4 separate regions of the Mus musculus genome follow, and regions 2, 3 and 4 are each linked to region 1. A link is a loop called in an ENCODE intact Hi-C map of the cell type or tissue named here. Cell type or tissue: gastrocnemius. All regions are shown on one strand.

What was found. Peaks named below come from ENCODE experiments on the same cell type or tissue, not always from the same donor. Only the 100,000 strongest peaks of a DNase experiment are listed, where the experiment ranks them.
Region 2: it touches region 1 in a loop (9-fold over the local background); 23 of 42 quality-filtered maps call a loop at or near these places.
Region 3: it touches region 1 in a loop (5-fold over the local background); 7 of 42 quality-filtered maps call a loop at or near these places.
Region 4: a loop joins it to region 1, with 2.9 times the contacts of the local background. A loop is called at or near these places in 7 of 42 quality-filtered maps.

The regions. Positions count from the first base shown.
Region 1 is chr3:99,230,832-99,238,831 of GRCm38, reverse strand. Gm38468 (a long non-coding RNA gene) reads right to left here and starts at 1,924. Exons shown (of 3, transcript XR_375892.3): 1 at 1,075-1,924; 2 at 732-810. In gastrocnemius, a CTCF peak has its summit at 4,655; a DNase peak (open chromatin) is centred at 4,664; H3K4me3 peaks cover 1,036 bases; H3K27ac peaks cover 359 bases.
Region 2 is chr3:99,932,299-99,940,298 of GRCm38, reverse strand. Spag17 (sperm associated antigen 17) reads right to left here. Exons shown (of 49, transcript NM_028892.4): 2 at 913-1,053; 3 at 231-317. Among named protein-coding and RNA genes, the nearest start is that of Spag17, 51 kb to the right of the region's middle. In gastrocnemius, CTCF peaks have their summits at 1,204 (motif pointing right), 3,073 (motif pointing right) and 3,946 (motif pointing right); DNase peaks (open chromatin) are centred at 1,220 and 3,939; H3K27ac peaks cover 49 bases.
Region 3 is chr3:99,861,071-99,869,070 of GRCm38, reverse strand. No RefSeq gene overlaps it. Among named protein-coding and RNA genes, the nearest start is that of Spag17, 20 kb to the left of the region's middle. In gastrocnemius, a CTCF peak has its summit at 4,163 (motif pointing right); no DNase peak of the experiment used is centred here.
Region 4 is chr3:99,870,156-99,878,155 of GRCm38, reverse strand. No RefSeq gene overlaps it. Among named protein-coding and RNA genes, the nearest start is that of Spag17, 11 kb to the left of the region's middle. In gastrocnemius, no CTCF peak of the experiment used is centred here; no DNase peak of the experiment used is centred here.

The DNA.
Region 1 (8,000 bases):
AGAGACCTCTGCACCCTTCTACCTCCCTTCCACCCAACTGGGTCCTGACCACTACCCCCTTCTCATTGGATGAAGACAAATAGTCCTTTGTAAGTTCTAGGGTCAGGGAGTCTGGAGCATTCTAGACTGATCCACTGGCTACAACCTTTCCCTTTGCACTTCTGCCTTCAAGAATATTTCTCTGGGCCCTGGCCCCTTATAGAAAGAAGGCTTCCTTCTAGAGTCATTGGATTTCCCAAATGCTAGGAAGGACAGAGGAGAGAGGGAAGGCAGGCATAGATGTTTTTCTGTCTTCTGGGCTGCAGTAGACAGATTCTGCTTCAAGGAGCAGACCTTGATGTGTTTCTTCCTTCCCATTGCACCTTCCAGAAATAGTCTCGGAGAGATGGGAAGACCTTCTCTGTTTCCCCCAAGGTTGCAGCAGGTCTGGTAGAGAACCAGACAATAGTCTTTCACCTTCCTGGAGGGTAGTGGTGGGTGGCAGAGGGATAAGACCCCTAGGGGTTTCCTGAGAACTTCAACCACAGCAAAATGCTGCCTGGAGTCTGGAGGTTAGGGAGATATAGAGTCAACCTATCCTCTGTAGGCTTGTGATGCCCACACAGTGTATCTCCCACAGAGTTATGTATATTAGAATATGGGTGGGTACGGACAGGATGAAATCAGCTGAAGAGCCTTTGTAGAAACATGAGTGAGTGATTGAGACCTGGGAGAGACTTGGGTGTACTGACCTTGGTTTTTCTGACCAGTTGACTGCCTTTGGTAGGGGTCTAGTGACATCAAACTGATTGCAGAGACCCTAGCTCCTTGCTGGCACATAGAAGGATGAAGAGAAAAATAGTTTTAAAACAACAAATCCTGGAGCACCCCCCCCCACACACACACACCACAGAAGTTTAGTCTATAAAAGTGCTTTAGCCAGAATAGATGTGCACAGAACTTCTTCTGTTCAATAATTATTAAATTCCTATCACTAAAATGTCACTCTGCTACACTCTCCCTTACATATTTTTTTGTGTGTGGAGCAGAGTGAGCATATTGCAAGCTGGCCTCTTATGGGATTTTAATACTCACAGGTCTAACGAATCAGAATTATAGGGCTCAGATTTGAGGATATTCACACTTTGGATCATTATGAAAAACAGTAAGAAGACTGTTGACACCCTAGAAGTTCACGATTTTCTTCCTGTGTTGTGGAAACAGAAAAGGAACAGCTTTGTGTTCAGAATTCAGGTCCCACTGTGGAGGTTAATTCTGAGAAGTCATTTAAATAAACTGCTCTAAAGGAATGCTTCCCATTCCCAAAGGCCTATCTTCCAGGAATGAACAAAGGACCTTGAGAATAATAAACCTAGAAATCAATTTTTTTTTCTTAATACATAAAACAGGGAGAAGGAAAGACTGACTTAGGGCTATTCCCACAATTGAGCACTTCATCAGCATGTATGCATACAGCAATGTGAACACACGTGCGCTCTCGTGTGTACACACACACACACACACACACACACAGACACACACACACACAGAACTCTGCAAATCTACTCACAGGATGTAATCATACTTAAAGGGGGGTTAAACAAGCATTTCCCAAATTCAGAAACTCCACAAATACACATACAATGTCACTTAGCTTTCAAAAATTACTGGAAAACTAACTTTTGTTATTTTATGGGTTTTATGTACATAATGAGAAGTACTTATGTGTCACAAAATGGCTTAATTTATGTAGCTTTGCCTTATATACTTATTTTGTGGTAAAAATTCCCTAACAATTTTCAGGACTGAAACTACAGTTGCTACACTGTAGTATAGATCTCCTCAACTTACTCCTTCTAGTTAAAAGTTTTGTATTACTTGACAAACACTAGGTTTTATTTCCCTTTCTTTCAGGTCATCCTTCCTGCTTTTTAAATTTGTATTTTCTCCTTACTTATTTTTTGAGACAGGATCTTACTTGAACTCTTCAGCCTCCAGAATGCTGGGATGCTATGCCTGTGGGGGAAAAGAAAACTAAACTAATTTTTGCACACCTTATGTATTTATGTATTATATCACTGTATAATCAAGGGAGCAGACACCAGCCTGGGGCAGCAAATGAACCCCGTTGTCCTACGGAATCCATGGAAAGCCTTAAAGGCTTTGGTGCAAATATCTGCTAGTTCAAGCATATTCCTAGGCTGCGACATTGAATTCTACTCTCCTGGCCAAGCCAAAAAGTCGCACAAATGGAAAACTTTGCCAAGGTAAGAGTGGGATGTGGGTAGGGGTGGGGCGGGCAAAAGTGATGTAGGTCTTGCCCTGATGCCTGTTTGGTTCAAACACAGTAGTGCTAGCTACAGTTCTCCTAAGGTGAAAGCAGGAAAACAGCGGGGACTGTGCCATGCTAACTGGTGACTTTGCTACCACAGATTCAGCGGACCTTCTAACTCACACACAACCCCCTCATGGTTCATTCAACCAAAGTATGATGTCTAGGAAAATACCATTCTGCACCCTCAAGCCAAAAGCAATCTCTTTTACCTTTTTGGTGACTCAAGCAGGCTCGCCTTTTCTAAGCCCAACTCTTACTTTCCCACTTAATTTTGGACCATTTTGAACCAGCAGAGGTGGGACAGGCTCACACCCTTTGTGGTGTCCGGTCATTAAAGTTACTTAATCAGGAATCTACCACTTAAGAAGAGCTCTAACTTCGAGTTTTCTTTCTTGGCCTGAGTTCCTGGGCAGGGCCAACATACTGGCCAGTGAAAGACTGGTAGGTGGATTGTCCCAGAACGCTAGACCTAGGTGGGAAGTGGAGTCTGGACTCCTATCCCTTTAAGGTAGGAACCAGGAGTGCCCTGGTGCCACCGCATCAGAATGCCTTGTGCACAGCAGGCAGCTCTGCTGTCCCACCGCTTGTCTCGCAGGAGTGCATGGCAATTTGGTTCGCACGCAACGAAGTCTAAAGCAGAGCGACTCTGGAGAGTCCTCTAGATTGAGACACAGACAGAAAGGAATCCTCTTTGTTCCAGGGGAGCAGCAACTGCTTGGGGAGTGAAGGGGAATTAAAAAAAAAAAAAAAAAAAAGTTGCGGGCTGAGTTTCTAGTCCGGCCCTGCTGAAGCCTGATCGGATAAAGCTTTGCGTGTGGCTGAGTTCTCGTGTGGCTGAGTTCTCAGGCTCCTTCAGGTCCGAGGCACCGGGCGATTCTTCACCCTTCAAGGAGGGCAGGGACCTTTGAGGAGGTTCGGCGGTGTGGACTTGATCTCTATGTCTCCAAGAAAGCCTGCCCTGAGCCCCAGCCCGAGCCATTGTCTTGTTTAGCTGTTTACAGATGAAGAGGGGCTGAGATCTTGCATACGTCTCAGTTTTCTGGAGGGGAAAAATGTCACATTGAACATTAACTATTTCTTTTTACTACATTTCCCTCAGAATTTGCAAGACAATTGCCCCTTTCTTTCTAGAAGGGCCTAACCCTTACAGCACAAGGGGTCTGAGCGAAGGGTGAGCTCCTGCGATTTCCTCGGACCTCGGAGCTGTGATCTCAGTTGTCGACTGCGTGGATCTCATTTGTGTGGCAGGCTGGAGGTGGCCTCCGTGATGCATAAGTGCTGAAGTCTGAGACCAGACCAAAGGGAGAGCTGAGTTCTCACCCCGACCTTTCCCATTTTCTGGATTTTTTGAGGGTGTATCTTATTTTGCCTGGTAGGTCCGTGAGAGAAGCCGTGGGACGCTTCTTCCTCGGACACCAGCGCTGGGATAGTCTCCAGCACCGTTTTGGAAAGCGAGGGTTTAGCTGTTTGCTCTTAGGGCTCTCAACTAGTCTGCGATGCTCCAAGTCCACAAACAAGCAAAGTCTCTCTGGTCTTGGGGTTCTGGGCCAGCGTTCCTAAGTCATGGGTATTGGAGAGGCCACATCTTGCTTCTTTCCCAGGGATTTTAATCTCCTGGTTCACTAAGATCCAAGATCACTAACCACCTTGAATGTGAAACAAAATCAGGACAAAAGGTACGGATACTGTCATCACTTGGACTGTTTTGAGGTGTGTGGTCTAAGAGCTAGACTCAGCTTCGCCACAGCTCCTCGCACTACTGCCGATGGCCGCAGCCTGGTTCTGCAACAAGGTGAACCAGGCCCTGGGCATGCTGTTCAGCCTGCGACAGGTCAGGAATGCCTGAGAGGCTAAGATGCCCAGATTCAGCTTGGGAAACCACCTCTAGCGGCCAGCATCTAGACTTTGAGGAGTTAGTAAGCAGCTCCTTAGGGTCCACACTCTACTTCCCTCTTCGCTAACCAGGTTCTATTAGTTCACAAGGGTCACAGACTTGACTCTGTGTCCCGGGGCAGGGAGATCATGGCACGTGTGCACCGTGATGCAGGTACAACCCTGGTGTTTGTGCTCTGTTGTCCCCACAGCGCCGGCCTCCTCAGCCTTGGAAATTTTCCGTTTCCAAGACTCAAAGGAAAACCGTAGTGACTGTTCAGAGGTGTGAGCGTTCTCGTGACATCACCTGGCTGATGTAGCAGCAGCGTGTAAAGTTTACTTCCTAAGTTGCCCTCCCCTCTTCCCCCATCATTCCCAGGTAAAGAAACTGATTGCAAAGGGAAGAAAAAGTAGCAAAATCTACCGTAGCAACACAGGAAATTTAACAGTCACAAGACTGCCCCCAAGTGATTGTTTTCGGAATGACATAGGCCGGCTACTTCGGGCTTATCTTTGTAGCTAATGACATCTTAGCTGGACAATCACCGAATCCACACATTTTTATTAATTCCACAAGGAAGGAGCAACGGCTCCAAGAACCCCGCTGTTTGAAGACTCGGATAATTCGTCCAATTTGTCTTTCAGCCTTACTACCGTGAGCCTTTTAAACTGCACTTTCAACATCAAACTCCTCCCCAAGAGGCAGTGTTCCTCCACCCATATACTCTCTCTTTCACCTTCTTCCTGGTTTCCTCTTTTCGAAACAATAGCACGGGCTGCTGGAGTCTGTCTGATGATATAACCCTTAAGGTATTCACAAGCAGACCCGGGGCCAAGTTATCAAAGGCCTGAGCTTTTTCTTCTGCCCCCCCCCCTTAAAGCTGTTTACTATTCAGGAAATTTGGTAATTATTTTTTTCTCTCCAAGTAGTGGCATTGCCCGCTTCCTTTTGATATTAGATCCTCCACGGGCCCCTAGCTTCATGCTGTAGAAAGAGGAGAAAGATGAAGGGACCGGATTCATTTTCCTTTACGTCATCATGTCTGCTAAAGACCAGCTGAGGGCTTCGGAGGCACAGGAAGCCTGGAGCTGGGAGAGCCCTCGGGCTCCCAGGGCAGAGGAGAGTGGCTAGAGAGTGGTGGGCTCAATCATTTTATTATACTACAAGCGCAAGGACTTTGTACCTCCTCCCCCACCAGGGTACCTTCAGTACTTTTATAACAGGATTGAAAAAACACCTCATGAAGGGGAAAGTTAACATTTTTAAAGATGCTTTTGTTAAGGATGCTCCACACAGAAACATATGAGGGTTTGTTTTTGACCTGAGAGAGTGTGGGCTGTGAAGGTTTCTGAATAGTCTTAATCTCCATCACGTTTACTGTGGTTTCCCCGTGACAGATACAGTGTCCTGCTCCTCACAGGTGATACTCATTAATATCTGCTTGTGGAATTTTGGGGAAGAGCAATGCAAGGGAATTCCCAAAGACCTGGGTATTTAATTCAATTCAATTTTTTTTAATCCTTCTAATGTATATACGTTTAAAGACACACACACACACACACACACACACACGAAAGACAGGGTTTCTCTGTGTAGCCTTGGCTGACTGGCCTGGAACTCAGAGATCCTCCTGCCTTTGCCTCCTGAGTGCTGAGATAAAAGGCATGCCCTGGCACCACCACCTGATTCATTTCTTGGGCTATTTCTGTGGTTGTTTTTCAAGAGAAGGCTTCTTTTTCTAGCCCTAGCTGTCCTAGAACTCGGTCTGTAGACCAGGCTGGCCTCAAACTCACAGAAATCCACCTGCCTCTGCCTCCCTAGTGCTGGGATTAAAGGCATGTGCCACCACTGTCCAGCAGAGTGAGTTCTTCAAAGCAGGATTAAGTATGCTGGATAGTGGGATGTTGATTTTCTTTAATGAGGTGAAGTTTTTCTTCCCCCACTAAACTGTAATATAGAGATCAAAGACTCAATGGTCATACTGTCATTATAAACAACATTGTACATATTGGACAATTGGTCACATTGGAAAACCATAAAGATAAGACTCAGCTTAAAGTGGGTCATACTGTTAGATGGTAGGGGCCACACCTTTAATCTCAGCACTCAGGAGGCAGAGGCAGGCAGATCTCAGAGGTCAAAGCTAACCTGGTTTACAGAACAAGCTCCTGGATAGTCAGGGTTACACAGAGAAACCCTGTGTTTCTTCTGACCACAGCCATTCCTTCCTGCTCTGAGTCAAGTATGCCTTGTCTCTATCTTAGGGCCTTTGACTTTGCTGTGCCTCTGGCTGGCTGGGTTTTCTTCCAGATATCACAATGCTCTCTTCTTTGAGCCATTTAGTCTTCCACATACATTTTAAAACATTATTTGCAAGTCTATCTTCATCATTTTTTCCCTTTTTTAAAATCAAAAAGAGATGTTTTCCCCCAATACAGTACATTCTGGTTATGGTTTCCCTTCCAACTTCTCCCAGATCCTTTCCCAGCTCTCCACCCAAATTCACATCACTTCTTTCTTTCTCATTAGAAAACAGTCATCTAAAAATGAAAACAGGGGAAAAAACGAAGAAAAAGCACAGGAAACATAGATTCGCACACACAGAAATCCTATAAAACACAAAAGTGCAAACCATAATATATAAGCAAAGACCTGTAAGGTTAAAAAAAAGTATCATGAGTCAAACAAAACAAAAACAAAAACCAACTGATCCAACAAACACCCTAAAAACCACAATTGAGTTCATTTTGTGTTGGCCATCTACTGCTGGATGGGATTTGTATACCCCGTGAGACTCCAGAGGAGAAAACTAACTTTTCCTTTGTGAGTGCCTATCTGTCAGAGACAGCTTCTCCCTTAGGGATGGGGGCATGTGTTCATGTCCTCTCTCAGAGCTAGGACGGTATCTTGCTTAGATCTGAGCAGGCTCTGTGCATGCTGCTATCGCCTCTGTAAGTGGTATGTGTGACTGTCCTGTTATGTCTAGAAGGCCTTGTGCACTTGCTGTCTTCCATCCCCTCTGGCTCTTACAATTTTTCTACCTCCTCTTTTGCAGAGTTCCTTATACCCTGAGGGAAGGATTTGATGGAGACACTCCATTTCAGAATGAGTGTTCCAGGGTCTTTCACTCTCTGCACATTGTCCAGGTATGGGTCTTTGTATTTGTTTCCATCTACAGCAAGAGGAAGCTGATGATGGCCGAGCAAGACACTGATCTATGAATGTAGCAGAATAGTTTGAGTCACTTTATTTGCAGCTTGATTTTATTTTATTTTGTTTAATTTTATTTAGAAACCATTCTCTATTAGTTTGCTAGGGCTGCCATAACAAAACATGATAGCCTGGGTGACTTGGCTGACATTGTCTTATGGATGTGGAGGCTAGAAGTTTCAGGTTAAGGTATAGTCAGGTCTGGCTTTCTCTAAAGATGGCTTCTGCCTATGTTCTCATGTTCCCTTTTTCCATGTGCACATTCCTTGTGACACTCTGGGCATCCTACATTTTAAAAACTCTTCTAATGAAGAAAGATACAAGTTGGGATTTGGCTGCAGTGCATGCTAATAGACTCAGTTTTTAGGTGCATATATATGGTAAAATATATATTATATATTAAATATATATTATGTATATATAATATATATAATTTTATATATATGAGTATTTTGCTTGCATTTATGTCTACACCAGGTGTGTGTCTGGTGCCCTTGAAGGCCAGAAGAGGGTATTGGATTTTCTGGAACTGGAGTTATAAATGGAGTTATTAGCTGCCATGTGGATTCTGGTCCCCTAGTAGAGCAACCAGTGCTCATAATC
Region 2 (8,000 bases), 700 kb before region 1:
TTCATGCTTTTCAATTGGGAAGAAGGATAGTGTAAATAATCTAGGTAGGTCTATTCTTAAAGGTATAGTTGTGGAGTGTGTATGTGTCTGTGTATATGAGGAACAAACAATCAATGGATAGTGGAAATTTACTTTTAAAAATTGAATTAAAATTTTCTAAAGTGTCATATGGACTTCAGTTTCCATGGCTGAACGTTACAAAAGTCTCTTTGACAGACTCAGTTACTCACCTCGTAATGTAACGGTAAATTGACAGATGTGGGCTTTTTCCCCTTTTTAGCTGAAGCACTTTCAGCAAGTGACTGTATTTCATCCATCTGCAAAAACGTTGAGTTAACTTGTAATGAATGAAAGATTAAAGGGACACACAGATCTGTGAAACTTTCTAATACATTAGTGAATTAGTGAATTAAATTAAGCCACTAGGGAACTTAGCAAGACAGTAGATGTAGTATTTATAACCTCTCTCGTCAGGGTGCTGGTACTCGCACATGTTTGTGCCACCTGACAGCTCTTCTCCACTATCTGCATTGCCCTCTGACTTGAGCCAGCTTGGATTTTCTATAGATATCGTTTTTTCAATTAGTCATGTGCCTTATTTAGCCTACTCTTTCATTATTATCTAACTCCGTACTAAATAATTCCTCAGAGACCTTTGCCTGGTGCCTGGACTGTTTACAGAAATCTTTGTCAATGGGATGAAGTTCCAATGGACTGCATTGATGAGAAGGTTAGCCCTTCCAAATGCAACATTTTACATTGGGTTTGCGCACTTAAAGTAACCCATCACAAATAACCAAGTAGTCCAGGACTACTTTGTTCACTGTTGCCTATTCTAACATTTCAATCCACAAATATAAGGAAGGATGGATGACTTTGGATGTCCCGAGGCAGAAAGGGACAGACAGGTACCTGCTGCAGAATGTCTTCCCATGACACAATACTGAAGAGTTTCCGCTGAGGGAGTCGAACAGCCAGGTCAAGGGCATGAATGAGAAGATCATCCTCAACTCGGTTCCCAACCACGAAGGCGATGGAGGCCTTCCAATCATTCTGTTACAAGAGCAGACAGAGGTAGCGGCTAAGTGGTCTTCACTGGGTAGCTTTGTGTCAAAGGCACTGAACTGAAAACCAGGATATGTTTCCTATTTTACTCAAAGGCAGAACTGACCTTGGACTACATGAGAGATTTATCAAAGCAGCCACAAGGCGGCAGAATTGTGCCAAATTTCATGCAACTTGACTGCAACCAGTTTTCTTAAGAAACCGGGAAATACCGGTTCTGAAGGTTTACATCCCAGTAAAATGCTGCCCCTCCCCCCAAGTTTGCATTTGCAATCAATATATGATTCATATGCCACAAATGTATATTAAAAATAAGTCTCAAAACAGTAACTAGCCATTGTTTCATTTCCTGATCCTCTCTTTAGACAGCTACTCTAGTGTTACATTTATAAGAAATTCAAAGAGTAATTGGTAAATGTTGGGTAAGACTGAGCGAGTTGCTAGTGAGAACCAGCAAACATCTTCTCCTACTACTGTAACACAAGTGAGACTGCTAATTCACAGAAGGATTCTTCCCACATCTGGGAAGATGGGTAAAATATTATTCTTGAACATGGAATTTTGTCTCACACAATTTAAAGAAACAAGTAACTGAGGGCAAGGATCTCATCCAGTGGTTGATTCTTTTATCTCCGTCTCTTATAATTTCTACTGGAGAAGGTAAATCCCTGGAAGATGGAGGAGGGGCTTTGTGCATTTACTCCTATCCCTCTCCACCTCCTGGTGTTTGCAAGAAGGCGGGTTTCTGTTTCTGAACAGAAACAGTCTCAAGGGGGAGGTAGCACCCATAACAAAGACACCATGGAAAGAAAGATGAAAATAAGGAAAGGCACCCGAGCCACATGACCCCACCAGGCCTCAATGACCTCCTGTGCAAAATAAGATAGCTGGGCATAGCAATATCTAAGCTATTTGCTAGCTCACTGGTTCTCAACCTGTGGGGCGCAACCCCTTGTGGGGTCAAATGACACTTTCCCAGGGGTTACCCAAGACCATCAGAAAACACAGATATTTACATTCCAAGTCATAAGAGTAGCAAAATTACAGTTATGAAGGAGCAACGAAAGTAATTTTATGGTTGGGGTCACCACAGCATGAGGAAGTGTATTAAAGGGTCATAGCATTTAGGAGGAGGAATTAGGAATTAGGAAGGTTGAGAACTGCTAGCTGGAGCTACCGCTAGAGGCCTGACATCAATGGAGTAAATCCTACTTTGGGCAGCTGCCAAAAGACCTGAAGTCTTCATGAAGTTTTGTTGTTGTTGTTGTTGTTGTTGTTGTTGTTGTTGTTGTGTAATTTTGTGAGGCTCTTTTGTACTTTGCTTTGCTCATAATCAGGCGGGTGTCAGAGCAGAATCCAGGTGAGAGGAGGGGCACAGGGTCCATTCTTCCTTGCCATCAAATAGGAGCTGTCTACAGTGTTGCTGCCTGCAGTGTTGCTGTCTACAGTGTTGCTGTCTGCAGTGTTGCTGTCTGCAGTGCTGCTGTCTGCAGTGTTGCTATCTGCAGTGTTTCTCCATGGAAACTTACTATATAACAAGATCCACCCAGTGTTCAGTGTTATTGGGAGGACATAACCACACATGGAAATAGAAAACTGTATGCTTTCCTTATGTGCTAAGTTTGCATGCATGGAGGTAGGCATGCCTTTGTTTTAAACTCTGGTATTAAGTTTAAAACAATCTTTTTGGATGAAAAATTATATATATAACAAATTGTTTAGAAAAGGATTCTATTGCCACAAACTGACCCTCTTTGCACTGGGTACCGCTTTTACCCCTCCCATTATAGCTGCATCTATAGAGAGAGCTGAAGGAGGAAAGTCTCTTCCGTTCTCATGGAAAAGTATTCATTGCTCATGGTAGGCGGTGTGTTAAAGTTTCAGCAATAAAAACTGCTCCCACTGCCCCCTTCTCCCTGCACGTTTCTTTGCCAATCCTTGAAATCTAATGGTGACAAAGGTTTGTCTCTCAGCTCTTTTAAAGGCAATTCCAGAAGAGGGTGCTGTAGCCTACCTACCCATTAGAATCCAGTGTCAAAGGCAGATGTTGACCATTCCAGACAAGAAGAAAGAGGGGTTGCGGAGGAAGGAACTAACAGTTACTGTGGATCTTCCATGTGCCAGGCACATGTTACCCTGCACCCTAAGTGACTCCGTGAAATAGGCACACTGCTATACTTTAGATGGAAAGGCAGGCCCAGAAGGTCAACACCTTGATTAAGATAATTTTGGCAGAAAACCATCTCACGATTATACTGAAAGCTGACAAACCTGATTGTTTCAGGACAGTTCTGAGAGCAAGTCACTAGAGTCAGAGTGATATTAACAATATGTTACTAATTGATGAAATTTACGATACTTGTAAAAGTATATGGTGCCTTCAGAAATGACTTATATTCAACCCTTAAAACACTGTAAATCACACTTTTTAAAATGGTATCTTACAGAGGGTGAGAGGTGAAGGCAATCCTCCACATTTCCCTCTTCAGAAGTTCAGTGCTCTGGGCTTTAAAAACAAACAAGTTCTTTCTTTATTTTCTTCAATCCATGGTCCTCCTAATTGCTGAATCTTGAGGTGTCCCTGATGTCACACTGAGAGAGTTCATTTAAGCTAGAGCAGAGACACTCTCCCCATTTGAGAGGGTCTAAGAAGTCTACCCATGGCCCCGTTTCCACTCACACACTGGGCCTTAAAAAGCTGCCTCCTCATTGGTTCTGTCCTGTGAAGCAGGATCCATGAAGGATGTTCTTAGAGCTGCAGTTTCAGTCTAATGAGATGGACTGGGCCCCAGGAAACCTGAGATAGAGTGGCCTGAGATGTAGTGACCAAGGCCACCAGGGAAGGCTTGCAGGGAAGGCTGCACAAACTCCTTTCTGCAGCAGGGGGCAGCGGGATGCTAGGAAATGCATGCACACTGCTGGATGAAGGAGGAGTGGAGGACACCTCAATAAAGGAGGCTCTAAACTATACTTCTGGGTCTTTCTGTTAGCATTCCAGGAAAACTGCAGGTTCCAAATCTCTACCAACAACAACTGCTTTAAAAATAGGACATTGTTTTAGAAAAAAAATGGGACACAAACACAATTTGGGAAAATGCTGTTTAAAAAAAAAAACCAAAAAAACCAAAAAACAAAAAACCTCCACTTAAATCCCACTTCCACTTCAGCATACAGTTAAACAGAGTCCTTAGATTTAAGCTCACGAGGAAGTCAGAGAAATATGATATAGTAAGAATGAATACTGACCTTGAGAGAGGGAGATGGCAGTGCCATGTCACAGCCAAGAGGACAGGCTTGTGAGTACGTACGGTAGTGGTACTATTCCTACCTGTAGGTGAGTTGGACAGTTTGGGAAGCTTGAGTGTACTTTACAAGAGCTGAGAATGAAAACTGTCCACTTCAGGAAACACAGTGGCTGTATCTATTCAGTGGTGAGGGAGGGGACTTTGTTTTTTTTTTTTTTTTTTTTTTTTTTTTTTTTTTTTTTGGCTCACTCCAACATCTGACAATGATGGTGGCTCTCTGCTACCTGGAGACATATGTGACACAGATAATGCTGTGTGATTGATAAAGTTGGTCAAAGGTGGAACGAAACCATGTATGGACACAACCCATTACCTTCTATTTGCTGAACCAGTCTTACCTAATTTGAAGCCCGGCAGGAGGGCGTCTCAACCCAAACACTTACATGTAGTCTCTAAGGCAAGAAAGCATTCGGTACATGCAGGGAGGCTTGGCTAGCTCAGAGAGTCTCCAGTCTCACAGACATGGGGTAGATTTAGAACTATTTTTCTTTCATATATTAAAAATTCTCCAAATTTCACTAGGCATTCCATATTCTAATGTGATTATAACAACTCTTTCACTAGCAAGTGGGACACAGCCTTTGGTCAATGGGTCTGTGATTTTTTCCTTCTATTAGCAAGAACAGTCAGCTGATACAAGAAGGACAAAGGAAGGCTGCTTTAGTGGTGGCCTTCTATAGCACGTTTTGGGAGGAGATGTCCGTGGACCTCTACCCAGAACTGACCTGAGAACCTTCCTTAGAAAAAGACATATAAGAGTCCTAAGTAAAATCCACACAACACTGAAGAAGCTGGAGTTTGCCGAGAGCCATTTAATATAAAGGGTCAATGCTCAGCTGGAAGGAAGGTCTTCCTGTCCTGTGGATTTACCACCTACTATCGAATGGACAGGGTTCGTGAACGTCTTTCTCATGCTAGTTTTTTTTTTTTCCTTTCAAAAGAAGACTTGGCTCTCCATCAGCGGAGGAGTGTTAGTGTGGGCTTTTGGCCAGGAGAAGAAATATTTTCATTACCTCAAACTGGCTGCTACAGTTGTATCTGTTAAGAAGGAATTTTTTAACTGTAAACTAAGTTGAGGTTCAATATTAGACACGTCGTACAATAAGCAAGTACAATATTAATGACCATGCATGACTTTACCTGACTCTCCTTATTAAGCAGGTATGTATCAAAGACCCTCTTCTAATTACATAGCCTTCATAATTTCTCATAAAACTTAGTTTGATATACTAGTGTGTACTGCAATGAGGGATCCTTATTTAGGAATCAGACCATTTGGCTATCATGTTTTCACAATAGAAAATAGAAAGAAAAAAGGCATGGGGATGCATTTGGACACTCTGAGGACTTTGACTCTTGGAATCATAAAGTGTGAGAAAGTAGCACACTAGGTATCTGTGGGGTACACATTCTGCACTCCTTCAGTCCCCAAGAGCAGAAGACATTGGATTTGACCTGAAGTGAGTTCTACCAGGGGTCAGTTACAAGGATTTGGGACCTGGTGATACACGTTTCCTGAGACCAACTCGGGTAAGCACGTGATGTAGGAGGAAGTAGACTGCTCAGGACTCATGAACGGCATCAACTCCAAAGCCAGTCCTTCTCTCGTCCCTCCTTCTCATTCTTTCCCATACTCATCAAAATGATGTCCTGGCTCCTCCTCCATTCACCTGCTATGAAGAGGCCACAAGTTCTGTGGAGCTGAAATTCTGTAAGCTTTAGTCATTGTGGAAGCAAGTAAAAGTGCCACAGTGGGAGAGAGGGCATGTCCCAAGGAAGCAGCTCACCACACCAGGACCAGAATTCAGTAGAGGGCTTCATGGCCTAAACCTGTCCTGACAGCAGTACCACCTCCCACTCATGTTAGTCTATCATCTTTATCCAGGGGTACACGGGAACCAAGGGCCACCACTCTCTTTGGCAAAGTCGAGCTTCAAGGAGTTTGTGTCTGCCACAGAGGTAGTGCTGTAGTTGGGTGTTCTACCTGGAAGCAGGCTGTTGGTATTTTCCCAGCAGCACCTTAGGATGAGCTGAATGTGTAAGGCTGGCTTAGAGGACATTTTTATTGTAGAGGCCATGGCCATCTCTAAGAAAGAATTGAGAGTACAAGGGAGTTTATTGCCATGGATCACCTACAGCTCCCTCCCATAGCATCCTACAGCATGGCAGGATGGATTGCTGAGTACATATTTCTGATGTTAGCCCAGGTATAAACCAATCTTATGTATTTTTAAGTGGAGGACAAGCTATATACAGAGGAACCCCTGTGAGAGAAGCTGGTGGCTCCCCTTTCCTCCTGTCCACTCCTCTCTCTCTTCCCACCCTAGTATCTACAAATTGAGGCCACTTCCAGCAGCCCCTTCGACAGGTGAAGAGGCTCCTGCACACTGCAGTCATTCTCGAGGTGAACACTGGTGCACCTTGGGTGATTAAGAGTCCTGGTTTGGAAGATAGCATGGTTTGATTCAAACTGTGACAGACTAAGTTGTTGAGGGCCTGGGTAAATGACCCAACATTGCTGTTTTCCATGTAGAAGTGAAAGACAGCAATAACAAGACCTACCTCTCTGGATTGCTAAAAAGATTGAGTAAAAAAAAAGAGTCTACTGAGACCGTTCTCTAGCAGTAAATACGCATAGCTGACATCATGAATATTAATGGAGTGGAGCTTCTGCTCTTAGATGTCATTGTCCTAACATGGATGCTTCAGGCACAGTGAACTTATAGTTGATTCAAGGAAAAACAATATCAGAATATCAATAATAGCACTGTCAAAATCAAGTGTTGACTTGAATGATAGTTTGTAAGATAATTTTCTCTTTGAAAATAATAAAGATGGCATGACTCTAAAATAATTTGTTTCCCTGGAAGAGAGTGCCTAGGTTTCTCTCTATCTGTCTGTCTGTCTGTCTGTCTCTCTCTCTCTCTCTCAAGAGTTGTAGGAGAGAACAGTAGACTGTGACGTGAGGTGCCTTTCTGTCAATTTGGATATTGTATAAACTCTCAGAAATTAATTAGGCAACATTAACCACAACCACAACACAATATAACACAATGCACTGTAGATAAGTGAGGCAGCTTTAAGCTGTGGATGTGTGCACTTGGTTTTAGTGAAGAGGTGTCCCCCAGAAAACTTCTCACTACAAGTGAAATCTGTTTCTATGCCTCAAAAGTGCAAATGGGTCCATTGTTTGGAGGGGGAACAGCACGTTAAGCTGGTTAATTTTTGTGGCTCTAGATATAAAACACAGATGTCCATTCAGGGCTAGTTTTTAAGAACAAAAGGAAAGAGAGTGAAGTTTCTGGCCTGGGGCTGAATTCTGGCTCCACCACGCCTTCAAGGTGTAATGAAGTTTACCACCTATTAGACTCGGGGTCTTAAGGGTTGATTTGCTAATTACATAAGTAAATAAACCCCATGCCTCTATCGCCTGGAACACTTTATTTTTCTTCAGGGTACCCACATATTAAAAAAAGATTCCCAGAATTCCTGGATTCGTTCAGAGGGAGCCTTGCTAATGGTGGTCTTTTCTGCAACAGAAAAGGTTCTAGGACATGCCATCTAGACTGCTTCATATTCATCCCACACACTTACCATATAACAGTTTTCCATAAATGCTTCTTGAACTAG
Region 3 (8,000 bases), 630 kb before region 1:
ATATCCTTGAAGCTTTTATCATTTGCAGTTACAATAGTATTTATTGCTGATGCTTAGACTGACAAAAGCTATCCATAAAATGCGCACTAACACACAGAAATGCCAAGTGTTTGGTCTGTTTATTGGAGAATGGTTTGCTGAAATGTGGCAACAGACGTACCTCTTAAACTTCTCACATAGAATTGCACACACGGATAGCTCATTCTTCCTCAAACACAGATTCCCTGACGTCATTCCCTGATCCTGCCATCATGTGCACGGGGCTATCTGTCCAGGGTGTGCAGCACTGGGATGATCATGTGACACAGAAGTTGTTAAAGCAGGGCAGTGACATGGCCTTAGTCCCAAATAGTTCTGTCCGATGTAATGTGGGAGATTGTTTTTTTTTTTTTTTTATGCCTGAGGTCTGTGAATTGGACAAAATGACAACAACTTATTACTCAAAAATCTCAGTGTCACCATTGTTTTTGACATATTGCAAAGCCAGAGAGGACAGTGTACCTACCTGATGTCATATTTTAACAATCTTTCTGGAGACTTCTTTTATAGATTCTTCCTTTCTCAAATAGTTATAATTATATTAAACAACAAACAGATATATAGTTATGGTGATTATTCCTTCTCTTTCTCCTTGTGATTTTAATGACAACGAAAAGTCAAAATTCTGAATTCCGAGTGAAACTGGGAAATATCTACAAACACAGCAAGCCTCCCTTGTCAAGAAGAGAGAGAAGCACCAGCCCCCAGTGTGAATCCTACAAGCTTGGTGTGTCATGGCTAAGCAGCAGTCTTAAGCCTACTTCTTTAAAAGAAGGCAAGCATAGGCCTTAGGAAACGGGAGCATACAGTCACAGCCCAAGCCAGTTTGCCAAGTCTAAAAGGCACAGTGAAGTATCTCCACGAGCTACAATGTGACCCCCAGACAGCACTAAAACACATCAAAATGCTTTTTCTAAAGGGCTCTTGGACACATAGCGAAGGGGAAATGCTTAAATAGTTAGAAAACAGCTCAGAGTCTCCCTTACTTATCTTTCTAGCAAACTCTAGACTGACTGTCCCTCTTAATAGTCCATCACCACTCCCCATTTGCCACCCTCTTTCCTTACTCTCTGAGCTTGTTCTCTTGTTCTTGGGTTATAGTAAAGCTTCCTTGTTCTCATGTAGAATACACTTTTCCCTTTTCTCTGCTTTTCAGTGTTTGCATGTGTTGGCGTGTACTCTGCCTCTTGTTGCTGGAATGAATGAAACAAAATCAACTTAAGAAAGCAACACCTTGAGGCAGCAGGAGTTTGAAGCATCTGGTCACAGCAGCTATACGAAGCAGAGAACAGGGGCCTGGGAAACTGGCTCAGCTATTAAGAGCACTTCCTGATCTTCTGGAGGAACCAAATTCAGTTCCCAGCACCAACCAGCCTTACAAGCAGCTGTAATTCTACTTTCAAGGGATTCACCATCCCCTTGGAACGTCTGAACACCAAGTAAATACACAGTGTATGTTCATGCACTTGGGCAAAACACTAATACAAACAGAATAAAAATAAAATTTAAAGAAGGAAAGAACAATGAATGAACATATGCAACTTATTGTTCAGCTCAATTTCTCCATTTTATATTGTCCAGGGTCCCCTGCCCATGGAATGGTCCCACCAACAGTTAAAATAGGACTTCCATATCAACGAGTATAATCAAGGTAATCCCCCTCAGGCATGCGCAGAGGCTCATCTCTCTGGTAACTCTTGATTCTGTCAGGTTGACCATTGACAGAAGGAGAACATGTCACTCCACTCAGCACAGTAAGGGCTTGGCAGTTCAGCTATGCAATAAGATTCTCCTCAGAAAGCAAGGGGAGGAATACTGTAAGCGCATAAGATCCTTTGTGTTTGTCCATAAATGTAAATGTGAGTCCCTAAAACATTTGAAAAATTACAGCATCATGGTATCTCATATGATAACCACAGAACGGGGGCCAGGCCAGGCACTAGGAAAGACCAGTGTTTCACTTTCAGCCGTAGCAACAAAGAAAGATGGGGAAGAAGACGAAAGGGAGTGGACGGAGCATGGGCTGGGGAGGAGAAAAGGGGTTTGTAGGCAATGAGTATTTTAAGAGTCTATCCAAAGCTTCCAAGTATCTGCTACATGGAAGAAGAAAAATTTGGAAAAATGCATCCGTCCATGTACTGTTGTAGAAAATAAATGTCTGTGGCATAAATATTATTGTATTTGTGAACTAATACAAATGGGGAAATGTATATCTGTTAATATAATATTAAGAACTCTTTTCTCTATGAGATTTCTAAACCATTGATAATCTTTAGAGAGAAATTCAGTTTCATTCATAATCTGTATGCGAATATTCATGCACAGGAAACACAATTTTTATAAAATGATACTAATTTTATATGATAGTATGATAATAATGTTTATTATTTTTAGCATGTAGCCTTTTTAACTCTCCCAAGGACAATTTCCCGTTTATTGTTGTTTTTATTTTTTGTATAACTGTATGTTTATTTAGGCACATACATACACAGAATATTTTCTCAGCAATTGAAGAAATTCGACTCTTTATTTATTATTATTATTATTATTATTGTTGTTGTTGTTGTTGTTGTTTTGAGACAGGGATTCTCTGTGTAGCCCTGGCTGTCCTGCAACTCACTTTGTAGACCAGGCTGGCCTCAAACTCAGAAATCTGCCTGCCTCTGCCTCCCAAGTGCTGGGATTAAAGGTGTGTGCCACCACGCCCGGCCTTGACTTTTTAATGAAATAAAAATGACTACAGTAAATTGGAGAAGCACAGAACAGTTTATCCAGTGAAAACTCCCCCAAGGACAATTTCCCAGTTTATTGTTTTTATTTTTTGTATAACTGTATGTTTGTGTGTATATGTAGAATTGTTATTGTTGAATTTTTATCAGTATATTCTTGTATGGCTCATGCTTGAAATTGAAATGTCAGTGTTTTATATTTCCCCTTTTTATATCAGCATGTCCTTTTCTTCTTTTAATATTTTGTTAGCACCACACATGACCTTCCTTATTCTGCTTTCCTTTTCCACATACACACCCAGTCACTGGCACCCACTCTGTGCAGAAATATATTTTAACTTCAAATAATTTCCACACCTACTTTGTTTAAAGAAGAGCTACGAAACATTAAATTTAATTTATGAATCCCTCTATTTGTGTTCCAGTCCTCTGCACGTGCACACACACACACACACACACACACACACACACACACACCACACTGTGTTGCTGCTGTGTCTCTATATGGCAATGACATTAGAGTTTTTGGCAAAAGGCAATGTATAATCAATTATCACCTGTCACAAATGGCTTTTAAGATCCAGCCAGATATTTCGGAAACAGTGCTTAGCTCCAGCAAGGAGGGAAAAGTCTCCCCTTGAAAGCAGTGCAGCCCTCAGCCTCAATCCTCCATCCAAAGAAATTTCGACAGCTCTCAGCTTAGTCAATACAAAACAGCATCTTGCAACTTACATCTGAGAAAATCTGTTTTAGCATTTCAAAACTGGTTTATTGATATGATTGTTGCTAAGGAATGACAGCAAAGCCTTAATCATTTTTTTTTCCTCTGTAGGGAAATAAGAGTCTTCCCAGAACCAGTTACTAGCCAACGCCTGATCTTGTTTTCGCTGTAATGTTTAGTTTGATTTCAAACTCACCCACTGAGAAGAACTAGAATTTGGACCCTCTGATCCCACTACAGATACACTTTCTTTCCTCCTTCTTCTCCATGAAGTTCTTCCGAAAGATAAAACTCAGCCATTGTCTGTCCTTCCAGCCAGAGAAAAATACCAATACCCAACCCAGATGTAGTTGTATATTTTCAAATTTCATCATTTTCTCCACACTAGGGATTTAGTAAATGCTACTAAAACGTAAACACTTTTCCTGAATGATGTGAGTATTAGCAGATGACTTCAAGCCAAGCCTCCCCACCACCTCCATTTAAAAAGGTCCAGTAACTTTCCTGGTGATGGTCTTGCTGGATGGACACCCTGAAGATGGCTGTATTTCTGCAGGCTCAATCCCTCATTCGTGAAGGCTGAATTAGATAGTCTGATGATGGTTTTGAACTTTAGCATCCTCAGTGCTTCTGGTTAAATCTGTGGACTGCCTTTAAAAGGAAAAGCTTTCCTAAGCCTCCAGAGGGCAGTCCCATACCAGATGTTTTGATGGATACAATCAGTGAGTTGGGTAGAGAGACATAGACCCAGTCCTTTGCTCAGGCCAATGTATAGCTGACCAAGTATATCTGCTGCCATGTAGGGATATGAGTTGGGGTGAGTATGGGGCAGAAGTAAGCTGTCCATATTGATGTCTAAGTAATCAAGGATTATAGCTGGATGTCTCACTTATGATAGTCTTCATTTCAGTAGTGCCCCGAGACATGCAGGCATTAATCCCATAAACTGGCCACAGATTATAGATTATATAACTATAATCTGAGTCTTGGGGTTTAAAGTAATAACACTATGTATGATTATATATTTGTATATGAGTTTCTTAATAAAAATATGCTCTAAAGGAATAAATTTGACTCAAACATTTGCATTTTTTAAGTTCATACATGCAGTTCTCTTAGCTATCTGCAGCTCACTTCCTAAGGCCATAGTTACTTAACAGTAGATCTTAGAAGCTATAGGATCCAGGATTCTGTAAAGTAGTTTTTGTGGGTCTCTGTGGATTTGTACTCCTTTCTTCTAAAAGATAAGAAGCAGGAAATATTCTCTATTATCAACAGACTGACATTTTCAAGTGGGTCACAATGATAGAAGTAAGAGTAGTCACACTTGTTAATGTTTCCAAGGAGAAAGGGAATCTTAGGCATCTAGGGAAGTTATGTTTTAGGAGCATAAATAAGCATATATAATTGGATTTGCTCTCTCTCTCTTTCTCTCTCTCTCTCTGCGTGTGTGTGTGTGTGTGTGTGTGTGTGTGTGCTGTACACTGATGACATTCATAAGATACAGTTACAGTAGCCTTTTCTTCTAATATACCCAGCTATCAATGCATAGGGATGGTCTCACATTAAAGTCATGACCACTGGCTTCAGTTGGGCTCTGAGCTGCCTGAGATCACTACGCCAATTCTTTTTGCTAGCCACGCCTTCACTCTTCTGTATCTTTTGTCTTTTTCTTTCTCTTGTAGCACCTCATCCGACTTCCTTAAGTTCCCGGCATGGTTGTCTTCACACCTGTGTTGCCACCACTAATTATATGAAACATATAACTCTCTATTCCTATTGTTTTCTCTCAGTTTTCTGTTTATGGATGTGTTAAAACCTCTGACCTATGACTGGACCCCAACCTTTCTTTTTTCCCTCCTACCTCAGGGCATCTATCAAGGGCTACATAGCACATCCCTAAAAGACATGTGTGAAGAGTCCTAACACCCAGCACTTCACAGTGGGACTGTGTTGGGAGATGAAGGTAAATATGGGCCAATGATGTTATTGGGGATGACCCAGCACCATGTGACTGGTGTCTTTCTGAGGAGATAAGAACACGGGCACATGCAGGGGAAATATTATGTGAAGACTGAGGAAGAAAACAACTCCAATTCCAGAAGAAGACAACAATGACAAGAGTCTGATCTTGGGCTTCTGGTCTCTGAAATGTCAAGGAAATGAATTTGTGTTCTTTAGAAAACTGTAGGGTTATTGGGCCCTGCCTCTGCTCTGTCACAGGGCCCGCTGCTTGGGGAGGCAGGATGCCGGGAAGTTGACTTACCCCAAGCAGTTGCCTGACCAGTGTTGGGACACTGCTCCAGGAGTGGGGAAGTGCAGTCTGAGGTATGGGACAGCTGGACCTGGCTTGGAGATTCCTGGGCCTGCAATGAGTCTGGGGCCTCCTGGTTCTCAGGCTCTCTGACACCCAGGTATTGCTGGGAGCCCTGGAAGAGCTGAGAATGGAGTGGGGGCCCTTGAGTGGGCTGGATGTAGCCCAGGCTGAGGGGAAAAATGGGGTAGCTCTGGCTGGTCCCAAGAAGGTTGGGGGAGAGACCTTGGCTTGAAGGCAGCACGCTTGGCTTGATGACAGCCATGGCTGCGAGCAGAGAGAGGCCTTCTACGGGAGATTAGACAGTGGCTCTGTAGGCAAAGAGCTTCTCCGTGACTTTCTATGGCAGATCCCTATGAAAAGAGGCAGTCCATGGTTTTTTGTTGTTGTTGTTTGTTTGTTTGTTTTTTGAGACAGGGTTTCTCTGTGTAGCCCTGGCTGTCCTGGAACTCACTTTGTAGACCAGGCTGGCCTCGAACTCAGAAATCTGCCTGCCTCTGCCTCCCAAGGGCTGGGATCGAAGGCGTGCGCCACCACTGCCCGTCTCAGTCCTTAGTTTTAAGGCATTTGTTGTCATAACAGAAAGTAGATGAATAAAACTGTGCCCTATTTCTCAGGTGGGCCTGAGATTAAATATCTTTTGCAGGGAGGAGTGTCTGGGAAAGAACTAAACCTCCAGGCCTTTAGATACCTTATTAACATGGAGATCTGTCTTGAACCTATGTGAACACAGGTCACATCCTCTACCTATGGAGGGGTTAGGGGCATTGCCCTTACATGACTGATACCCACAAATCTATGGAGGGCTGCGACTAGTGACAGGGGCCTTGTACCTGGGAACAGGTGAAACGCCTACTGTCCCTTCAAGGTCTCCAGGGTTTCAAACTTTAGCTCACTCTTCACACTTGAGCTCTGACTGCCCCAGCCCCACCTGTAGACTTTGCAGACTGCGTTTCAACAAGCATTTCGGCTTGACTTACATAAAATACAACTTGATACTTGAGCTGCATTTGAGCGTTGTCTTTCTACATTACATCATCAATGGTCTTCTAGTTTCTCAAGGCAAAACTCCGCAGTCCCACTTCTCTTTTCTTTCAACCACGTCTTCTGCTCAATCCAGAACAATACCCTGCTTCTTTTAATGTGCCTAGACTAGAGCAACCTCTGTACCTCCATGGTGCAAATCATTGTCACCTCTGTCTTTCTTGTAGCCTTCTAGCACCTTGTCTTGTCCCCATTCTTGCTCCATAGTATTCAACTCAGTAATCAAGGTGATATATATATTTTAAAAACCGTAAGTTAGGCCTAGAGCAATAGTTCTTTTTTTTTCCATTTTTTTATTAGGTATTTAGCTCATTTACATTTCCAATGCTATACCAAAAGTCCCCCATACCCACCCCCACTCCCCTACCCACCCACTCCCCCTTTTTGGCCCTGGCGTTCCCCTGTACTGGGGCATACAAAGTTTGCGTGTCCAATGGGCCTCTCTTTCCAGTGATGGCCGACTAGGCCATCTTTTGATACATATGCAGCTAGAGTCAAGAGCTCCGGGGTACTGGTTAGTTCATAATGTTGTTCCACCTATAGGGTTGCAGATCCCTTTAGCTCCTTGGGTTCTTTCTCTAGCTCCTCCATTGGGAGCCCTGTGATCCATCCATTAGCTGACTGTGAGCATCCACTTCTGTGTTTGCTAGGCCCCGGCATAGTCTCACAAGAGACAGCTACATCTGGGTCCTTTCGATAAAATCTTGCTAGTGTATGCAATGGTGTCAGCGTTTGGAAGCTGATTGTGGGGTGGATCCCTGGATATGGCAGTCTCTACATGGTCCATCCTTTCATCTCAGCTCCAAACTTTGTCTCTGTAACTCCTTCCATGGGTGTTTTGTTCCCAATTCTAAGGAGGGGCATAGTGTCCACACTTCAGTCTTCATTCTTCTTGAGTTTCATGTGTTTAGCAAATTGTACCTTATATCTTGGATATCCTAGGTTTGGGGCTAATATCCACTTATCAGTGAGTACATATTGTGTGAGTTTTTTTGTGAATGTGTTACTTCACTCGGGATGATGCCCTCCAGGTCCATCCATTTGGCTAGGAATTTCATAAATTCATTCTTTTTAATAGCTGAGTAGTACTCCATTGTGTAGATGTACCACATTTTCTGTATCCATTCCTCTGTTGAGGGGCATCTGGGTTCTT
Region 4 (8,000 bases), 640 kb before region 1:
CAAACTTCAAGAGCTCTGGTTAACAGGAAAGTCTTTCAGGGAAACTTCTACAGTCTAATAGACTGTGCCAATTCACACGATGCCAGGCTGCAGGGAAGGAAGTGCTGTAGGAAGGAGAAGTGAAGTTTCTTTGCTGATTTTTTTCCCACATTTTTATTAGATATTTTCTTCATTTACATTTCCAATGCTATCCCAAAAGTCCCCTATACCCTCCCCCCCACCCTGCTCCCCTACTCACTCACTCCTACTTCTTGGCTCTGGCATTCCCCTGTACTGGGGCATATAAAGTTTGCTAGACCAAGGGGCCTCTCTTCCCAATGATGGCCGACTAGGCCATCTTCTGCTACATATGCATCTAGAGACACGAGCTCTGGGGGGGTACTGATTAGTTCATATTGTTGTTCCACCTTTTGGGTTGCAGACCCCTTCAGCTCTTGAGTACTTTCTCTAGCTCCTATATTGGGAGCCCTGTGTTCCATCCTATAGATGACTGTGAGCATCCACTTCTGTATTTGCCAGGCACTGGAAAAGCCTCACAGGAGACAGTTATATCAGGGTCCCTTCAGCAAAATCTTTCTTTGCTGATTTTTAATAAGAAGGATCTATTTAGATGTGTGAGTGAGGTCTTAGAATTAGCTGTTATTATTGTGTCTGGGCCTATGTGTTCTCTCATGCTTTAATGTTTGTTTTGTGAAATTGTGGACCCCTAGATTTGGTGCATAAATGTTTACCATAGTTGTGTACTATTAATGAATCCTTTTTGTCAGCTCAATAGTATAAAATAAGAATGTTAGACATACCTTTGGAAGATTTCATAAGTTGCTAGTATTATGACCTTCTTGAAATCTAAGATTATAGTGAATTGTAGTTTGTATATGGTTAGTTCTCCAGGATTTTGTGTACTGGAAACTTGGTACCAATGTAGTGGCTTCAAGGGGATAGTGCTTATTAGAACCAGGCTTGCCAGAAGGCAATTGGGTCTACTCTTATGAACTCATAGGTATAGGCTTTGCTACTAGTAATGGATTGCTTCTGGTCCCATGGGTGGGGTTGGGTATCAGAGCTTTGGGATGTTTCCTAAAGGAGGTGGTTGTCATGTGAGGGGACCTGGTTCTCTCTATTTCTCTCTCTCTCTCCCTCCCTCCCTCTCTCTTTCTCGCTCTTCCTTATTTGTATACATACCATTGCTTCTCTGCTCAGCCAGGGATATCCCTGGGACATTACAGCCTTACTAGGACAGGAGATGTGTTGTTTGTACTTTCAAGAACTGTGAGAAGAATAAGTCTCCTTTCTTCATTCATTGCTTAACATCATCTGGTATGTTGTTACATCAGCATGAAAAGGGCAATGGTGACTATTTTCATAATTATGTGTGTCCTAGTTAAATAGTGCTTTAAAAGTGCAGCTGTAAAACCATGGTTCAGCATGTAACTACTTCTTACATTAACCCCAGATTTAAGATTTATTTGAGGGTATCCTGAAAATCTCAGCCCATCTACTTTAGCCTTCTGAGTGTTGAGACTGAGCATGGGCTCTCAGGCTGACCACTGTGTGTGTTTCATGTAAATCAGTCTCTATGATTTAGGTTTTACTTAAATTGACACGCACTCCAGCTTGTCTACACCAAAAAGAAAATTAAACAACAACATACCACCCTATCGCCTTGTATCCATATGGGAGTCTTCACCTTGTCTTAGTGTATCTTGCTTTGTCTTTGAGACCTGTTCTTTTCTACAGAAGAAACAAAGGGGGAGTGGCTCTGAGGGAGAAGGGGTATGGGTGTGGGACTAGGAGGAGTGGAGGGAGGGGAAACAGTGGCTGAGATGTATTGTATGAGAGGAGAATCTATTTCAATAAAAAGAATACTACCCCAGTAATAGTCCCCTAGAGAGCCAAGTGATCCCAAGAGACTCGATCACACTACATAAACCAGAAAAAAAAGGCCTTCCAAGTCAAGACTGAATAACTCCTTCCAGCATGAAGTAAATGTCACTCAAAAGACATTACAGCCTGAGAGAGGCATTGAGCACTCAGGTGGCCTTCCAGCCAGTGCTCACTCATATGCAACCCACTGCACAGTCACTGTTTTGGGGCATAGCAGAGATATAGCAAGTGTAGTGGAATAAAACTGTGCCTAGATTCATTCCTTCTGCTGGTGTACAGGGCCCTGCATTGGCCTTGATGAATCTAGTGAACTAGCAGGGGTGGGAAGGGCTGCTAGCAGAGAACTGGTCTTGGATTACATCTCTTGAGCATCTTGAAGGGGGAAAACAGGAAATTGTAGAAAGCAAGAGGAGAGAGGTACCAGGCCTTGGATGGTTTGAGATAGAAAGACTAACTGTGCCAACTCAATGTTAAGATGCCTGGGAAACACATTTGATTTGTCTTTATTTTGATAAGCGAAAGTAACTTCATCTTGATGCAAAGTTCTTTTCGTGATTGCTTTTTTCCTTCTACGTCAATATCCAGGCAAAACAAGCTACTGTGTATCTCAAAACTAAGGGAACTGAATGCATAACTAAACTATCTCAGTAGCTGGTATTTTGCTGTACTCAGTAGAGCAAATTGTCCTCAAGAACTGTCTTCGAGTTCTTTCCTATTCTTGGAGCTGGACATCACAAATAAAAAGTATTCTAAGCAAGGCATGTGCTTCCTGACTGGTAGCCATGTCTGCCACAAAGAAGGCCTCCTTCACACCTGCCACCAGGGAGCACAGTTCCTTCAGCCTCTCTCTCCTGTCAACACTGTACCAGAGTGAGGTATCATTGGCAGATCAGCAGTTGGTGTCACCAACCCTGGGGCCTTTCCCTTGGAATTCCTACCAGAGCAGTGACAGCTGGGAAGAAGACAGGTGTGTGAGGCATCCCTGCAAGAAACCTGCCCTGTTAGCCTGCATGGGAGATTCATGGCAGGCAGAGAAGAGGGGTGGGCAAAGCAGAATCTTAAATTGACATCCCTTAGACATTTGAAAGGTTTCTTTAGAGAAGTGGGAGCTGACCTACAGGAAAATGAAAAAAAGAGCATTTATTTTTTAGTGTTTAATTTTAAAGTAAGGATAGATAGCAAGCCCTTTGTAAGTTAATTAAAGCAGAGAAAACACGGAGAAAAGGCAATGTGAAGAGAATACAATAAATATGAAGGTTCTGGTTGGTATCCTGCAATCTTTCTCTTAATATGGCATCCATCCTTGAGTTTCCTCGTCTGGACGTCATATCCAGAATCATTCATTCCCTGACCCATTTCTGTTTCATTGCTGAGATGCCAGTACTAAGTAATATTTACCCAGCACTCTGTGCATTTGCATAATCACATCATAATCTTCTAACCTTAAATGGAAACCATCACTAATATTTATAGGTTAACCAAAGCAAAGGGGTTATCCAAAGTAAGATCTGAACACAAGCCCCTGGCATCTAAATTGTGAGACACTCTCCCTACACAGTGAACAAGACCACACCAAGCAAGAAAGGCATCCATACCTTTAGAAAGTCCACATGGAGGATGAGGTGGGAAGGGTCTTACTTGCATGCCCTATAGCCACCAGCTAAACAGTGAGCCCGGATTTCTACCATGTGCCTAATACTGATGAGGTGCTTCAGAGAAAGGAGAAAAAATTTGAGACATGGAGGATTCTTTACTTAACACACTGGCTAGGATAGTCACCAAAGCTTTTCTAAAGGGAACAAAACTTGCCCTAAGGAATACCAAGGGGAAGATGGGACCAGCTCAATGGAGAATCATCAGTGTGAGCAAAAATGTAAAAAGAATAATAAGTCATGAGGTTGTGGAGGAGATGAGGATGGGAAGGTTTTCATTATCTGAGATCAGCTAAATTGGAAAATAATGTCTGTGTTAGAAGAGGAAGGGGTGAGAAAAAAACTGGATGGAGAGAATAGAAAGAAGCAAACAGAACCTCACCCTGCCTTTTCTGTGTGTTAGCCCCTAAGGATAGACAGACCTTGGCAAAGCACAGAATCTTCCTTAAAGAAGTTGGGAAGGTAGACTCCAGGCAGCAGCAACAGAATTATTAGTCTTAGGTAGGTGGTGAAAAAGTAAAAAGCCTGTTTGTAGATAGATATAGCCACTGGCAGGATGGAGCAGAAATGAAACAGAACCCCTATCCCTTCACGGCAAAGAAGTTATTGGAACAGTGTCTATGTCTGGTAGCATGGTAATGCATAGTACTCTGAAAGGAATCTGTAATGGCTCTGTGCTTTGGTTCCAATTACAATTCTGCCATTTGATCACAGTGGAGCCCTGAGTGAGTCTCCCTATGCCTCAGTTTCCTCCGATGTTAAGCAAAGACAATTACAACATCACTCTTGTGCAATGATTTTGATAGTCATTGAAACAGCGCTGGCTCTGCAGTCACTGCAAGGCTCTTACATTCACCAGTGGGAGAATGTGTGCTTATAAATTGCATGGGCACTGATTGTTTAGCTTTACTCTGTCTCTTTATATCTATGAACTTACTATAGCCAATACACAATTTGTCAATAACATGAAAACATAATGAACAAAATTTAAAGGTCAGATTGTCATTAAAATATTAACATACAGATGATTGGTACTCTTGGAAGATTTCATAGACTATAAGTGTGTCCTGTCACTAAGTTCATCTGAGACACAGAAAGTTCCATTAGGTTATTGTCCTGAATTCAAAATCCTGATGGTTATATATATATATATATATATATATATATATATATATATATATATATTTGTAGAGAGGACATCTTTAAGCTATAATGAGTTTAGAGTTATAATGAATAGAGTCCAATGGATAAATGTAGATAGAAGTATAATGGAAATCCCAGGAAACTCCAACATGGGAGCTGCATGGTGGCTTCTGAAAAGCTGGGAAGGGGTATGGGAGTGCTATTTTGAGAGGTGTAGTAGGAAAGGAGAATCCGAGTGTCCCCTAAAGAATCAGGAAGATGGAAGTCACAACTCTGTTAGAGCAGGGGCAGCCTCGGTTGGGAACAGGATGACAGAAGTCTTGTCTGCTCTACAAACAGGCAGACATTTACAATCTTTCACATCCCTTACTGCTTTTAATTTCCCTTTTTTCCTTTCCTTTCTCTTATACATTCAACAAACCTTTGACCTCTGCTTTGTTTTTAACATTGTAAACTCTAGGGATACAAAGTTATATAAAATCTACCTTTAATAATGGTCGGGTCTGGTAGTTATGGATGCTAACTGACATAGTCATTTCTTGAGTCCTGCAAGAGGACCAACAATTACTGACTATTTTGAGAGACACAGTGGGTGCCTTTAAAGACAAGGAGTCACAAGCTGAGTGGTATATTCATTAAAGGTAGCTATGAAAGGGAACTAGCAAAGAAGTTGAGGCATGAGTTAAAGCAAATATGAGGAGCTTCCTGTGGCAGGAAAACCAGGCACACACAGAGGAGCTGAAAAAAAGGGACAGCACCAGAAAACATGGGGCTGGTGTGCTTAGAAGAGCGTGTGTCAGATTTTTGACTGTGACAAAATGGCCGAGGTGCCTCGTGCAGAAAGGGAGCTCACTGTAGTTCACATCTTCTAGGTTTCCATCCATGGCTAGTTGGCTTGTTGCTTTGAAAAGGCAGGAGTACACTGGTGGGCAAAGCAACCCATCTCCATGTTAGGAAGCAAAGAAAGATTATGAAAGAGACCAAAGAATGCACAGTCTCCTTTGGTACACACCTTCAGTGATGAGAAAGCTCTCCTTGGTCCTTGCTCTTAAAGTTCTGTATAAGGCTAAAGAGTGAAAATGACTCTTTAATGTGGGGAATGGGCAGCATAACAAAAACTGTGAAAACTACCCTTTAACACTGGGGTTGGAGGGCAGCCCAGATATAAGCAAAAGCAGTGAAGAGTCACTTATGTTCAAGAAAGCTATGAAACTATGTAGCTCTTACCCCTAAGAGCCATGGACAGGGACTGATTTCAGCCAACAAACACCTTTATAACCATTTCTGTTGACTGTGTGATCCCAAGCAAGGGACCTTCATGAGCCCCTTTTCTGAAGTCTGTACTAGAAAGTGCCTTGCTGGGTACTGTAATATCTAGGAAACTTTACAGCATGTTTATAGTAGGCCTGAAGTTTATGGTTCCAGGATATATGACTCCCAAGACTATGCTGCCCCTTAGAAAGACAAAACAAAATAAAACAAAACAAAATAACAAACCCTACAAGAGTATGCTCTAAAACTTAAAGATGAATTAAATGTGGCCTGCTGTAGTTGGAGGTCCCAGGATCTGCTCTCCAGCTGCTCTGCAGTTCCAGAGGGTTGAACAAGAAAACTGTACTCAAGGAAAGAGAGAGTGGCTTGTCCATCATCTTCAGGCTGCAGGAAGACTGAGCTTGTCCTCCATGGAAAACCATCTTCACACATTCCTAAAGTGCTTCAGTGCAACCTCAGGAGGAGGAAGAAACTATGTTAGGCAATGAAAACACTTTTCAAGGGTACCAGGGTGGGGTATTTCTTTCTGTCTGAATCTCTACATCAGAGACTTAAGTCAGAGTGGTAAACAGAACCCCCGCTCAAGCTCTTGAAATACCTTATAAATTCCATCAGTGTCTTTGAACTTTTTCCTTAACAGTTCTTCATTAGGGAAGTCTACTGAACCATGCTTTTCCTTTTGTATGTGTGCACACGTGTTTGGATGTGTGTGCATGTGTTCTTGTAGAAGCCTGAGGACAGCTTTGGCTTTTGTTCCTTAGGAGCTATCTACCTTGGCTTTCGAGACAGAGTCTCTCCCTAGTCCAGAGCCTGCCCAATAGGCTATGCTGTCTCACCAGTGAGATATGGGGATCCTCATGAGTTTGTGTCCTAGTGCTGAATTACACAACTGTGCTATCATGAGTAGTGTTTTTGCATGAAGTCTGGTGATGTGCTCATGCTTGCAATATAAACACTTTAGAATAGATATGCTGTCTAGAATATTCCCTTTGACAGAAGTGGAGACATGGAAACAAGAAGTTAAGATTCAAGAAAGAAAATAATCTTTAAATAATAATAATAAATAATCTCAAGTTAGGGAGACGAGTTACACACTGACAGATCAACAGTGTCTGTAAATGGCTACAGGCTAGTGATGTTGAGACATTGACTGAGGAAATTGTGTGGAAAGAGAAATTCAGGGTCCACCAGCCTGGAGAAAATCACTAGATCTGATCACTAGAGCATGTGGCATATCATGAACAAGGTTGAAAGGGAAGATAATTCATTCAGGCTTTGCTCAATGGAGAATGAGTCACACCCCAAGGGAAGAGAGGTACCTAAACAAATGCCTGCTGTATGTGGGCATCGTCAGAGAGATTGGCCTGTAGGAAAAGATATGTCACTCATCTATCTGTGATAAAGGAAGCACAGATGGTGGTTAAAATTTCTCAGCAAAGTAGGCAGTGAAAAGTCTAGGGGTATTTGAGAGGCCCTTGCCAGTTTTCAGCAAAGCCACATTGTAGCCTTTATGTGATGGTCTTGGTGGCAGGGTAGAGAGAGGGCAGTGTAAAGCAGAGTGAGGCTTCTTTCCCATAAGCCTTTGTGTTCCTATGCCTTTAGTGTAAGGTGAAGATGATTTTACACATTGGTGAAATAATTCATCCTTTTAGACCAATATAGAGTAAAACAAGTTTTCTTAGTGTACCACCAAGAATGCAGAGGGTATGGAAGTAACATGACAACCTATGTATGGTGATGGGCTATGGCGTTCTTCAGTTTGGAGGCATGTGGTCCTTGTTCAGTTAGGATGAGCCACCGTGAGTACAGTTTTCTGTCATACAAGTGAGTGCAGCTCTGTGGTAATGGGTTATGATCAATTTTAATTGACCTACTTTTTTACCATGTGGGTGGAAGGGCCTGCTTTTCCCATTCTGGGGACACTTGCTGCTCTGGGTTTGTATCTGGGTGCCATCCTCTTTCTGGTCCCTCTACTGTGACCTACCCTCCATATGGAGAATTTCTAAACGTCACAAATGACTTTAAGTTCATTTGTGGCTATAAAGCCTT